2 separate regions of the Homo sapiens genome follow, and region 2 is linked to region 1. The links are chromatin loops, found by intact Hi-C in ENCODE. Cell type or tissue: Calu3. All regions are shown on one strand. Links, peaks and the distances in the headings refer to the core of each region. The heading gives the core; the rest is flanking DNA.

The links. A loop is a pair of places that touch in the nucleus more often than their neighbours do. Peaks named below come from ENCODE experiments on the same cell type or tissue, not always from the same donor. Only the 100,000 strongest peaks of a DNase experiment are listed, where the experiment ranks them.
Region 2: it touches region 1 in a loop (2.7-fold over the local background); 4 of 110 quality-filtered maps call a loop at or near these places.

The regions. Positions count from the first base shown.
Region 1 is chr2:100,286,807-100,297,306 of GRCh38, forward strand. LONRF2 (LON peptidase N-terminal domain and ring finger 2) reads right to left here. Exons shown (of 12, transcript NM_198461.4): 8 at 8,626-8,747; 9 at 7,423-7,581; 10 at 3,452-3,614; 11 at 108-257. Among named protein-coding and RNA genes, the nearest start is that of LONRF2, 30 kb to the right of the region's middle. RefSeq lists an enhancer at 4,125-4,765. In Calu3, for the core only: no CTCF peak of the experiment used is centred there; DNase peaks (open chromatin) are centred at 4,525 and 5,475.
Region 2 is chr2:100,364,180-100,366,679 of GRCh38, forward strand. No RefSeq gene overlaps it. Among named protein-coding and RNA genes, the nearest start is that of LONRF2, 43 kb to the left of the region's middle. In Calu3, for the core only: no CTCF peak of the experiment used is centred there; a DNase peak (open chromatin) is centred at 1,472.

The DNA.
Region 1 (10,500 bases), core at 3,036-5,535:
CACATTGGGGTAACCAGCATCATACTGCCAAGCTCTCCACCAGAATGATGGCTCAGCACACTACAGCAGGAAGTAACAGAATTATAAAGGAAAAAGGGAGGGCATACCTGAGGCTCAGGTTCTCTGTCTGGCATTACCCCAAAATGACTTAAAATTTGTTCTTTCATGCGATCCTGGAGAGACGCGAACCAGGAAACAGACTGTTGATGCACAGAATCGTGGAGAGCGGCAAGTTCTTCATACTCTGGACCCTCCACCTGATCAGGGAAAGAGGCACAGCTGTGTGAACCATTCACAGTAATGCACGTAACACAGTCAGCGACCTCTGCACCTCCACTAAGTGGATTTGTGGCAGTTAGCATTTTAATAATTCATCAGTTTCACAAAAATGGTACATGCTCAATATAGAAATCTGCATTTTTTGCATAGTTGAAATCTATCAATTGTATCCTGATTTTTCTCTTAATACCATAATATAAGCACATTTCCTGTAATTTTGAATAATGTTCAATGGCTGCATGCAATTATATATTTGAGATACATGCCAATTTACTTAACTATTCACGTAAGTTATTTAGAATATTCTAGCTTTTTTATTTTTAAAAATAACACAATAATATAAACATTTATGGAAAAGTTGTTTTGTTTTGTTTTGCTTTTTTGACAAGGGAGGGAGGTATGGTTTCCTCAGTGTAGTTTCCTAGAGACCTTGACAGAATTACCAAGTCAAAGGGTGACATTTTAAAAATTGTATTCCATATCACCAAACTATATTCCTAAAGGCACGACAGGGCAAGACTACACTCATTACATTGGCCTGGGCTGATGGACTCCAGCTTGTGGTCGGCCACAGCACCTTAGACTGACCAAGCTTGGCCTCTGGTCCCTATGTCACTATCACATCTGTCATTTAAATTACGCCTCAGTCCTGTTCAGGAACACCTGGTAGAGGAGGAAGAGCATGGGACTGGGAATCACGGGGCCAGGGTTTGGTCTGGCTTCATCACCAACTCTCATGTGTGAATCTAGCCAGTCTCACAGCCTCGTTAGGGCAGAGTTTTCTCATCTGCATAATAGGAATAAACCATGAAGGTCCTTTCCTGTTACAAAATTCCAGTACCTACAAAAACTACGGTGTGCTGAGAAATTATAATATAATGCATATACCACCCTCAATTTGATTTATACAAATCAAATATTCATATGTGATAGAGGATTTTCTTATAAAAATAAGCTAAAATTATTTCATGTTGTAGCTATTTAAGCCCCCATTTAAAATAAGCGCATACACTATTAAAAGCTGTCATCTACAACAACGGTCAATAAACCCTGCCGTCAGGTCTATCCATCCCACAGAGAGACCCTGAGAATTATCACTTTCAGCTGTAGCTTTGAAACCCAGCTTTCTGGTCCAGCCTGGGAGCTGGGCTCCCTGCTCTGCTCCCATGCACTGGGATGACCAGAAACAGCAGCTGGAGGAGGCACAGAGACAGTGTCCTGGGTGTGACTCCATTCACAAATCCTAAGTGTACACCACTGCCCCCAAAATGACTTCCAGTGTGATGTGGGGTGGCTACGTACCCTCACTTCCACAATTCCAAATGTCAACCAAAGAATTTAAAAGAGGGATACAATAATTCCAAGGATTTCCTCCTTTTAAGTATTTTAAAATTTCTTGCTGCAGTATAATTTACAGACCAAAAAGTGCATAGATCTTGTTGAGCTCAAAGAGTTTTCTCAACTGTATACACCAGTCTGACCATCACCCAAAACCAGATAGACATTTCCACTACTTAGAAAGATTCTTCACCACTCCCTCCAGTCAATTACAAAGCCAACCCCACAAGCCTTTTCTGACTTCTGTCCCCAGACTCTAGTTTTGCCTGTTCCTGGAAGTATACAGATGAAGCCACGCGGTATGTGTTCGTCCTGTGTCTGGCTTCTCTCACTTAGCATAATGTCTGTGAGAGTCATCCATATTGTTTCATGCACGAGTGGTTCATTTCTTTTTATTGACAGGTAGTATTCCATTGCATGAATGGACCACAATGTGTTTACTGACTCAAGTGTGATCAGCACCTGGGCTGTTCCTGGTTTGGGGCTATAATGGAGTAAGACTGTTATGGACATCCTTGTGTAAGTCTGTTGGAGAATCTCTCAAAACATTTTGCTAATTTGTCAAATTATATGTCCTGATATTTCTATTAGACACATGAAAAAATTCTTAAGGGTTAATAAATTCAAGTCTTTTATATTTAGCTTTGGGAGGTATTTTTTAAGTTGTAGATTTTGTCACATTCTGAATTAATACCAACCTAGAGAACAGGGACTGACAGACTGCTGTTCATGAGTCAAACCGTGCTCACCACCATGTTTCCGGAAGTCACATTTAACGGAAACCAGTCATGCTCATGCCTTTACACATTGTCTATGGCTGCTTTTGCACTACAAGGGCAGAACTGGGTAGCTTCGACAGAGACCACATGGCCTCTGGAGTCTAAAGTACTTATTAGCCGGCCCTTTACAGAAAAAGTTTGCCAGCTCCAGGGCTACAGCATCAAATACAAATCAAAAGCCTATTTTGCAATGCGCAGGTTTACATGTTGCATAAGTACAATAAGGTCTTTTTTTTTTTTTTTTTTTTTTTGAGATGGAGTCTTGCTCTGTCGCCCAGGCTGGAGTGCAGTGGCACGATCTCAGCTCACTGCAACCTTCAGCTCCCAGGTTCAAGCAATTCTCCTGCCTCAGCCTCCCAAGTAGCTGGGACTACAGGTGCCCGCCACCACACATGGTTAATTTTTTTATATTTTTAATAGAGCCAGGGTTTCACCGTATTAGCCAGGATGGTCTCAATCTCCTGACCTCGTGACCTGCCCACCTTGGCCTCCCAAAGTGCTGGGATTACAGGCGTGAGCCACCATGCCTGGCCAGATCATTTTTTTAAAAGGAGATTTCTGTACCAGCTCCCAACTCAGGTAAAAATCCACTGAGAAAATAAATAACTGCTGAAGGCAGGGGCTCATGCCTGTAGTCACAGCACTTTGGGGCTACTACACTTTGGTTGAGGTGGGAGGACTGCTTGAGCCCAGGAGTTTGAGACCAGCCTGGGAAACACAGGGAGACTCTGTTTCAACGACAAACAAAATTTAAATTAGCCATGTGTGGTGGTGTGCACCTACAGTCCCAGCTACTCGGGAGGCTAAAGCAGGAGGATCGTTTGAGCCTGGGAGGTCAAGGCTGCAGTGGGCCAAGATCATGCTGCTGCACTCTAGCCTGCACGACAGAACAAGACCTTGACTCAAAAATAAACAAATAGATAAATAAATAACTTAAGTGATGAATTAAGGACTTAAGTAATATTGTCAGTACAAGTTTGACAAAGCTTTTCCACAATGCAAAGGGAAGCGAGAGGACCGACTGCTATAAAATACACCAGTATGATAAGCCTTACCTTTTCATCTTCAAGATATTCAATGTCCGCTGTGTTATAGCCATCTCTGTGGCGGTGGCTTAGCACTCGGAACCGACTGATGCCAATCGCGTCTACAACAGAACTTCCATCAGGAAACGTTCTCACGTCCTTAATCTCCAGCATGCATCCATACTCTGAAAGCCTGAAAAGACAGTTAGGAGAAATGACTGTGATTTTTAAAATGCAGGGGGCCTTCTTTTTCCCTGGATGAGAGTTTACTTTTAAAAGGAATACAAAGCCACACAAAACAGTGTCTCCACATCAGACCAGCAAGGTTATTGTCGCTAAGAGACACGTGCACATGGTCGCTTCTGTTAGATGTTAAATATAGTGGTGATGGTGGCTGCAGGGGAAGGGCTCCAGGTGAGACAGGACTTGTGCCTTAGCGGTTCCAACGGGCTAGTGTTTTGGGAAGGACCCGAGAGATGGGAAGAGATGAAATCTCAAATGTGGCTCCTCAGCCACCTTGGCGGGGCACCATCAGGACTGCCCAGCTGGTGCCACGCACACACTCGGCTTTCCAAAGCTCTCCCCAGCTCTTACCCACACTCCGATTGTAACTATCACCCTTATCCTAGTGATATTCTCATGCTACCACGTGCCAAGCAACACACGGAGCAGTTTATAATACATATGAATTCAAGCCCACACTTAAAATTTGATTCATCAAAAGTCAACAAAGTGAAAAAACAAGCTATGAGTTCCATGTGCACTGAGAATATAGAACACTAAAAAGAATGTGAAAAACGACAAGGAAAACCAGATAAACCACAAAACATATGTCTCTTGAACCCACCAGAGGGTGGAGATTGCTCAGGGTAACCAAACAAAGATCCCACAGGGAGAGAGTAGGCAGAACCCAGGAAGAGACACAAAAGTGTGTAGGAAGCATTCAGCTATTTTTTTTTTAAACAAATTGCCAATGACCTTGTGTGGGCTGGCACCAGAGTGCAGGTCTGGAGAGCTGCACTCACAAAGGGAGTTTGCATCACACACAGGATCCTGTCCACAGATAAGAGCCTCCTTGATGAGTCATGCCCTGCAGTGAGGCAGGCTTGGAGGAGCTGACGTTTATCTGGAGGCCTCTGCTGGTGCTGGTTGCTGGGGCAGCAAGTCCTCCACCTTCAAAGGCACTCCGCTCCTCCTCCCTCCTGCCTTCGCCCACAAGGTCTTCACCTCATTCCAATTCTGCCAGCTCTGCCCTCCCCAACCAAAGTGCCGTGGAAAGCAGTCCCCGGCCACTGCCTTCATCTCCTTGCCTCCCCCTCACTCCTCCATATCCTACCGTTCCATTAAAATGACTCCAAAAGAAGTCAGAGATGCCCTCTGAATTGCTCAAATCACTTGACAGGCTCCTGTCTGACCTCCCTAAGGCACGGCCCTGCAGACTGTTGCTGAGCTAATGCTTCTGCTCTCCTGAACCCTCTCTAACCAGCCCGGCCCTTCACAGCCCCTACCTCTGCATGTCCCTCCTGCTCCATGCTGCCCAGGGTGGTATTCTAGGCTATGTCTATTCTCATTCCAAAGCTCTCCCCAGCTCTTACCCACACTCTGACTGTAACTATCACCCGTAACCTAGTGATGTTCTCACGCTACCACGTGCCAAGCACCACACACAGCAGTTTATAATATATACGAATTCAAGCCCACAAAACACGGAGGCTCAGAGGAATTAACTTCTCTAAGGCCACAGGGAGATTTAGAGCCAAAATGAGAACTCATGGCAGTGTGATTCTAAAGTTCTCATGGTGAGCAGCTTTACTACACGTCCCCCAAACTAAAGAGCAGCGATGATTCAAACTGCCACCTGGATGCCTCTACTTATATACTTAATAAAACTCTCTCTTCCTGGTATCTAACAGGATGATCTCATTCATAGCATGGTGAAACTGGAGGCGCCCTGAAGATTCCTCTTCAAGGGAGGACTGAATGCCCCAGCAACCAGCAGAGGCCTCCAGACAAATGTCAGCTCCTCCAAGCCTGCCTTGCTGCAGGGCATGACTCATCAAGGAGCCTCTTATCTGTGGACAGGAGCCTGTGTGTGATGCAAACTCCCTTCGTGAGTGCAGCTCTCCAGACCTGCACTCTGATGCCAGCCCACACAAGGTCATTAGCAATTTGTTTAAAAAAAGAAAAATAGCTGAATTCTTCCTACACACTTTTATGTCTCTTCCTGGGCTCTGCCTACTCTCTCCCTGTGGGATCTTGTTTGGTTACCCTGAGCAACCTTCACTCTCTGATGGCTTCAAGAAATACATGTTCTGTGGTTTATCTGTTTTTTCTTGTTTTTCTTGTTGTTTGGATGGGAATAACATTCTTTTCAGTGTTCTATATTCTCAGTGCACGTGGAACTCTTATAGCTTATTTTTTCTCTTTGCTGACTTTAATCAAATTTTCATATATTCTAATTTACTAATCTCTCCCTCTGTTATGTATTCTCAGCACCTTGTATAAAAAATCTTTCCCCACTCCTAATTATAAAGGCAGTCCCCAATATTTCCTCTTAAATGTTTTTATATTTTGTTTTTCACATTTCACATTAGGAATGCAAATGTGTTATTTTTTTATTTATGGCATAAGGTAAAGCTTTTTCCCCCCCTCTCATTTGGACCACCCACTAATTTTCTGGGCACCCTTTACTGAGTAGTTTGTCTTTTCTCATACAATTGTCTATAAATTTGGCGTCCACATATGAGTGGACCTGTTTCGGATCTCTACATTATTGTGTCACTGGTCTACTTACTAAGGCTTGTAAACTTGATATTACAGGAATGTTCTCCTGTTTGTTCAGCCAGATCTGGGCTTAGTCTTTTGCTTTTCTACACGGATTCTAAAATCAGCTTGAGCAAGTCCATGAAGAAGCTTCCTGGAGATGCTGACAGGAATTACTCTGGATTTGTGGAACTGGATAGAGATGGCATCTCTACAGCATTGAGTCTGTGCACCAACGGACATGGCATTTCTCTCCTTTGATTCAGAACTTCTTATCTTTCAATAAAATTTCAGAATTTTCTCCATAAAGGTCCTACACATATTTTAAAAAGATCTGTCCCTAGATATTTATGGTGGAAAATTCTGAGTGGCCCTAAAAATGCAGTCTCCTCTTCTTCCTGGGCACGTAGGTGGACTATATTTGCCAGGCTCCTTTGCAGCAGGTGTGAACAGGAGGCAGCCCCCTTTCTCCAGAGTCCTTTAAGAGCATGTGCACCTCCTCCATAGCTAGCACTTGAATGCAGTGACCTCATCATGACTATGTAGGGCTGACAAGGCCCTAAGGGATGGGAGGGTCCTGAGTCCCCAAATCAGTCCACAGAGGGGAATGACCTGCTGGCTTGCAACACCCTCTCTGGACAAAGACGTGAAACGAGGGGAGGTGAAAACCAAGCTTAGTGTGTTTTTGTAAGACTGAAAATGATTTGGCTGTAGAGACAGAGAAAAAGCTTTGCGCAGGATATAGACATTTTTCTTTTTAAAATGTTTTTGTAGAGATGGGGTCTCCCTATGCTGCCTAGGTTGGTCTCCAACTCCTGGGCTCAAGCGATTCTCCCACCTAAGCCTTCCAAAGTGCTGGGATTACAAGCGTGAGCCACCAAGCCCAGCCGCAATTTTCCTAGACCTCAGAAGTTGGACTAGATTTGTTTGTATATAAATGGGGATAAAGAAAATTGCAGGCAGAGGGAAGCACAGAGGTGTGGAAGCATGAGCTGTCACAAGAGAAGGGCAAGTAGCATGGCAATGGACTAGTGGGTGTGATACTTGAAAGGAAGAGGTGGGCAGTGAGGCTAGAAAGAAGGGATGGGACTGCATTGTGGGCAGCCTTGAACTTGGACTTTGTTACGTAACGGGAGCCACTGGAGGTTTTCAAGCATCAGCCTAAATCATTCTGCAAGAAAAATGACAAACGATGCCCTTCATTAGGACCCTTTGAACCAAATGCTAACAGTTCTTACCCCGCGTGCTCAGCAGATAAACACATGCCAAACCGCTTGGTGCCAGTTTCCATGCATCTTCTTATCATAAGCCGATAGCGGGGCTCAAAAACGTGGAGTGGACATGGGACCGTGGGGAAGGCCATGGCACACACAAAGATGGGGACGTCTCTGGTCAGACTGCAGAGCAAGGGGACATGTTATCTCAGATGTATGAGCTGTTAGATCAGAGGGTGGTACTGGCCACCAAAACAGCAAAAGCCAGCCAACCTCAGTTCTCCCCTCTACAAAACAAAACCCTCAGGCTAAGAGGGACAAGAAAGCCAAGGACCATAGCATGTGAAAATTCTCTGCTCACCCAGGTTTCCTGACAAATCTGTCTTATTTAACTTGAGGAAAGAGAACATGCTGAATTATATTACTTTGCTTGGAAAAGTTATACCTTTTAAGCACTCTAAAAAAATTCTGATAAAAGCAAAAACTACATAGTAGTCAAAGGCAATGAGTTTTAGAAGAGTGGAAGAGTGATAAGATCGCTACTAAAATACAAAACTTTTACCATTTTAAAAGATGAAAACTGTCAAGCCTGCTGTGATTCGCAATCCTGGGTATTAGTTCTCATTCTCTCTACTTTTTAAAACTGTGCTTCACTTTACTCCACTTTGCAGACATTACATTAAAAATTTTTTGAGGTAAAATATACGTATACAATTTGCTATTCTTAAGTGTACAGTTCATCAGTAACAAATACATTTATATTATTTGCCTTTTATTTATTTTTAATATATAAATTATTTTTAATTATTTATAATAATTTTTTAATATAGAGGTGGGGTCTTGCTATGTTGGCCAGGTTGGTTTTGAACTCCTAAGCTCAGGCAATCCTCCTGCACTGGCCTCCCAAAATGCTAGGATTACAGGCATGAGCCACTGTGCCTAGCCTTCTTTGCTTTTTAAATCCTGAAAAATTCAGTATCACTTATTTACATACAAAAAGCAACTATACAATTTTGTTAAAACACTTTAAAAATATCTTATAAAAAAAGAAAACAAATTCTTATAACTGCTTGCAATTATGTTTCCAAAAATATTTTGCAATTAACATCCTTTTCCATTTACAGACCAAGAGAGTTCTCTGCCATGAAAAGAAAATCTGAGGTGAAGCTGAAGTTGACAAAGTTCAATCTGAACTTAAGACCAAGGACACACAACATGAGCACTTACTTTGACAGTTCTGACATTTCTTCATCATAAATTCTCTTCCTATCAGACAATTCATCCGGCAAATATCGAAATATTAATTCTTCGGCCAGAACAGTTATGTTAAAGTTTCTGCTTGCCAATAACTGTAACAAAAAAAAGTCAAATGATACTGTATGGTAATTGATTCTAAAGGACGAAGCTTCCGAGTGGAAAGGTGAACAAGGAGGTGGTGGGTGGGATCTCTGAGCAGGTAAGAAGGAAAAGGGATGGAGAGAGAGGCGGGCCAGCCTGTAACAAGAGCAGGGGCAGCCCCTCCACTGTGAGAAAAGGCCAGGAGGAGGCGTTCACCTGGATGAAGGATGAGGCAACTCAATCTTGACAGCATCTACATTTTCAACCAAGTGCCATGATGTTGGTGAGAGGGGAGGAAGTGAAGTAGGGCATGTTGGGAGAGGAGAGACTTTTGCAATGATCAGCTTGGAAAGTGAAGAACTGGAACTACTAGAGAAAGAATGTAAGAATGATTACTTATGTTTTGAGTCTAAGACTTAAAATTTTTCATTTAAACTGACACCAATCTTCCCAACATTATGTTTTTTTCTAGCTTTGTTGTATTACTTAGGATGCATGCAAAAGGCAAAGGTTGACTTTTTTTGGATTGAGAAAGAGAGAGAGGGACCATGGATTAAAGCGGGATGTGAAGGGAAGGTAGGAGACTGAACAAGAAAGTGCTGGGATCGGTGGGTGGAAGGGCCACAATGTGGCTGAACTACTACTCTGCGTGTGTGTGTGTGCGCGTGTGTATGTGTGCACACAGATTAGTAGTTTGGTAGGTTGCACTGTTTTATTGCAGGCATGTATACTAGCATATAGTAGCTCTTTTCACTGACATTCTGATGCACATCAGGGACCACTGCAGGTGCTTTATTAGTCCTGAAAACAGTATAATACTATAGTTGTTCTCTCCACTGCGCTCATAAAGCTGTGATTCAGAAAGGGTAAGGGGTCAGTGCTGAGCCACCATGGCATAGCGAGGACCCCAGGCCTGGCGGGCTTCAGGGCTCTGCTCTTTCCTTGGTGGCCTGCTGCATTTCTGGGCTTGGGATGGCTCCACGTATTTCCAACACACCATGGCTGGGTGAGTCCTTCGCATACTGCCAGGTTTCCTTGTGGTTGGTGTGAAACAAACTAAATGTATTGCTGTGATTGACTGAGAACCAGGAGTTCAAACTTTGGAAACGCCTATGTTTGAGAACCACCATCACAGGGTAACTGGTAGAGAAACAGGCTATCATCTCACTCACAAAACTGCTTCATAATTGTCATTATTAATGACATAGGTATTTAATAAATGGTTTATGATGTCCTTTTATTGAAGAGTAATACAATAAAACATGCTCTACTTGGCATGATGCTAGCCAAGGGTTCTGGAGATTCATATATAATTGATGATTCAGGTCCCTGGTAGTGCATGCAAAGTCATTTATGTGCATGATGTGACTCCCGCATTGAAGAAAGACAAAACTATAATTTTGGATTTTATTTCACTTTATAGCATTCTAATTTCTGGAACATTAGGAACCCATGTATAGTTTGCATGTAATCATTCATTCATTCATTCAACAAAGACTTCTAGAGTCTCTGGTGCATGTGCTAGTCCCTGGAAATACAGGGAAAACAGGTCATAGGAAGTCTCAGTACTTAAGCAGCTTCTATTCTTTTTTTTTTTTCTTTTTGAGACAGAGTCTCGCTCTGTCGCCCGGGCTGGAGTGCAGTGGCGCAATCTTGGCTCACTGCAAGCTCCGCCTCCCGGGTTCACGCCATTCTCCTGTCTCAGCCTCCCGAGCAGCTGGGACTACAGGTGCCCGCCACCATACCTGGCTAATTTTGTTTTTG
Region 2 (2,500 bases), core at 1-2,500, 74 kb after region 1:
GCATTCCCTTCCACCAGAGGAGCAATTGTTTTTTAAATAGGCCTTTGGTGTCCAGTCTATTACTAAACCATATGAGTCATTTTTTAATATTACTGCATGTGAGATAACACAGTCTTCCCAAATTAAACTTTTAGATGGGCCCTCAAAATTTTTAGGGCATGGTTTTCCTGCAGGTTTATATTGAAAGTATGGGGTATCTCCAATTACTCCCCCTTTCATTTGTTTTAAAGGAGAAAGGGAGAGGCCAGAGACCAAATGTCCCGGTTCCTCTGTAGCTGATCTCTCTGGAAGATAAGCAGCCCAGATTTGAGTTTCTAGATGGATACAATCAGGTGCATGTCCGAGGCACAGAGGAGGATATTTATAACCCATGGTAACATTAAATGCAGTGCCTTCTTCTCCTGGTTGAGCAGGGCAATGGTCATCTATAGCTCCAGGCATCCACACACTATTATTAGTGTAGATTTCTGCAGGAGCATCTATCCAGGTAAGAGGTCGAATAAGTGGAGGAAAAGGCACATAAGAATAATTATGTGTAGCAGGTAAATCAGTGTGAGAGGAAACTGGTGAGACAGAAAGTATAAGGAGGAGAATCATTAAATAAAACCTACTGTAAGCGAGATTCAGTGCTGAAGGAGGAAGAGAACAGAGGGATGTTATTTTCAGGCTAATAGAAATAGTGAGATTTTTAGGTTTGTAAGGAGAAAAAGAAAGGTAATCAGGAGAAGTGGGATTAGTTAGATGGGTCTCCATTGCCATTAGGGAGGGTTGAATCAGACCCATTGTGATTTGGTGTGCCTGCTTCTGAGGAGTCGGCACAGATCTCACCACGTCTGAGGGCGGTCTCTGACACAGACGTCTTTTCCCTGTGGTTTTCATTGTCAGTATTCACCCGAAGCTTGAGTCTCCTGGTGGGTACCCAGACAGGGGATTGATGATCTCCTGGTGAAATACAAGCATATCCTCTTCCCCACGTTATAATTGTGCCAGGTTCCCAAGTATTACTTTGGGAGTTTTTCCATAACACTGGCTTGCCTTCGTTTAGGGAGAATTTTTTGCCTGTATAATGGCGTTTGGCTGCAGTTAGATTATTATTCTTAGGGACATTTAAAAAATTTAAAGTAAACAATGCCAAATGTAATTGGGAGTGGGGGGTAGTTAAATTATGTTTTTGTTGGTCAGACTATTTGGACAATTGGGCTTTTAAAGTGTGATTGGCCCGTTCCACCACAGCCTGTCCCTGAGGATTGTAAGGGATTCCAGTAATATGGGAAATTCCCCACTGTTGCATAAATAAATCAAAAGCCTTACTAACACATCCAGGGGCGTTGTCTGTCTTAATTTGATATGAAAGCCCCATAACTGCAAAGCAAGAATACAGATGTTTTGTAACATGGGCCGTGCCTTCCCCTGTTTGGCAAGTAGCCCAGTTAAAACCTGAGAAGGTGTCTACAGAAACATGCACATATGACAGTCTGCCAAAGGAGCTCACATGAGTCACAACCATTTGCCATAAAGCATTAGGAATTAGGCCTCTGGGATTAACGCCAGGTTCCTGGTTTAGAAGTACAAAGACTTGACACTGAAGGCAGCTGTGAACAATAAACTTAGCCTGTTTCCAGGTAAGAGCAAATTTATCTTTTAATCCAGCAGCATTGACATGAGTGAGATTATGGAACTCCTGAGCTTCTTGGGTTGCAAAAGAGACCAAACAGTCAACTTTATGGTTACTGGCAGACATGGGTCCTGGTAAACCGGTCCCTCCATTCGGGGTCCCTGACTTCCTACAACACAGAAACTAACCAAATATGTATTAAAAAAAACTAATTATCTGCTGTTTAAAATTCAGTGACATTAGGCAGGTTGGCTGAGGCAGAAGAATCACTTCAAACCCGGAGGTGGAAGTTGCAGTGAGCTGAGACCATGCCACTGCACTCCAGCCTGGGCAACAGAGCGAGATTCCATCTCAAAAAAATAAATACATAAAAAAAATGATACAGAAAGATATACCATGCAAACATGAATTTTAAAATTAAAAGTCTAATAGCTAAAATTGTTAAAAATTTAAATTTATTGTGATATCTATTTCATTCCTGACATTAAGTTAAAATTATTAAAGTGCATTTATTTATTTATTTATTTATTTATTTATTTATTTTTTGAGACGGAGTCTCGCTCTGTCACCCTGGCTGTAGTGATCTCTGCTCACTGCAAGCTCCGCCTCTCGGGTTCATGCCATTCTCCTGCCTCAGCCTTCCAAGTAGCTGGGACTTCAGGCGCCCACCACCACGCCCAGCCAACATCTAAGGCCAGGCATGGTGGCTCACACCTGTAATCCCAGCACTTTGGGAGGCTGAGACAAGTGGATCGCCTGAGCTCAGGAGATTGAGACCAGCCTGACCAACATGGTGAAACCCTGTCTCTACTAAAAACACAAAAATTAGCCAGGCATCATGGTGGACACCTGTAACCCCAGCTATTTGGGAGGCTGAGGCAGGAG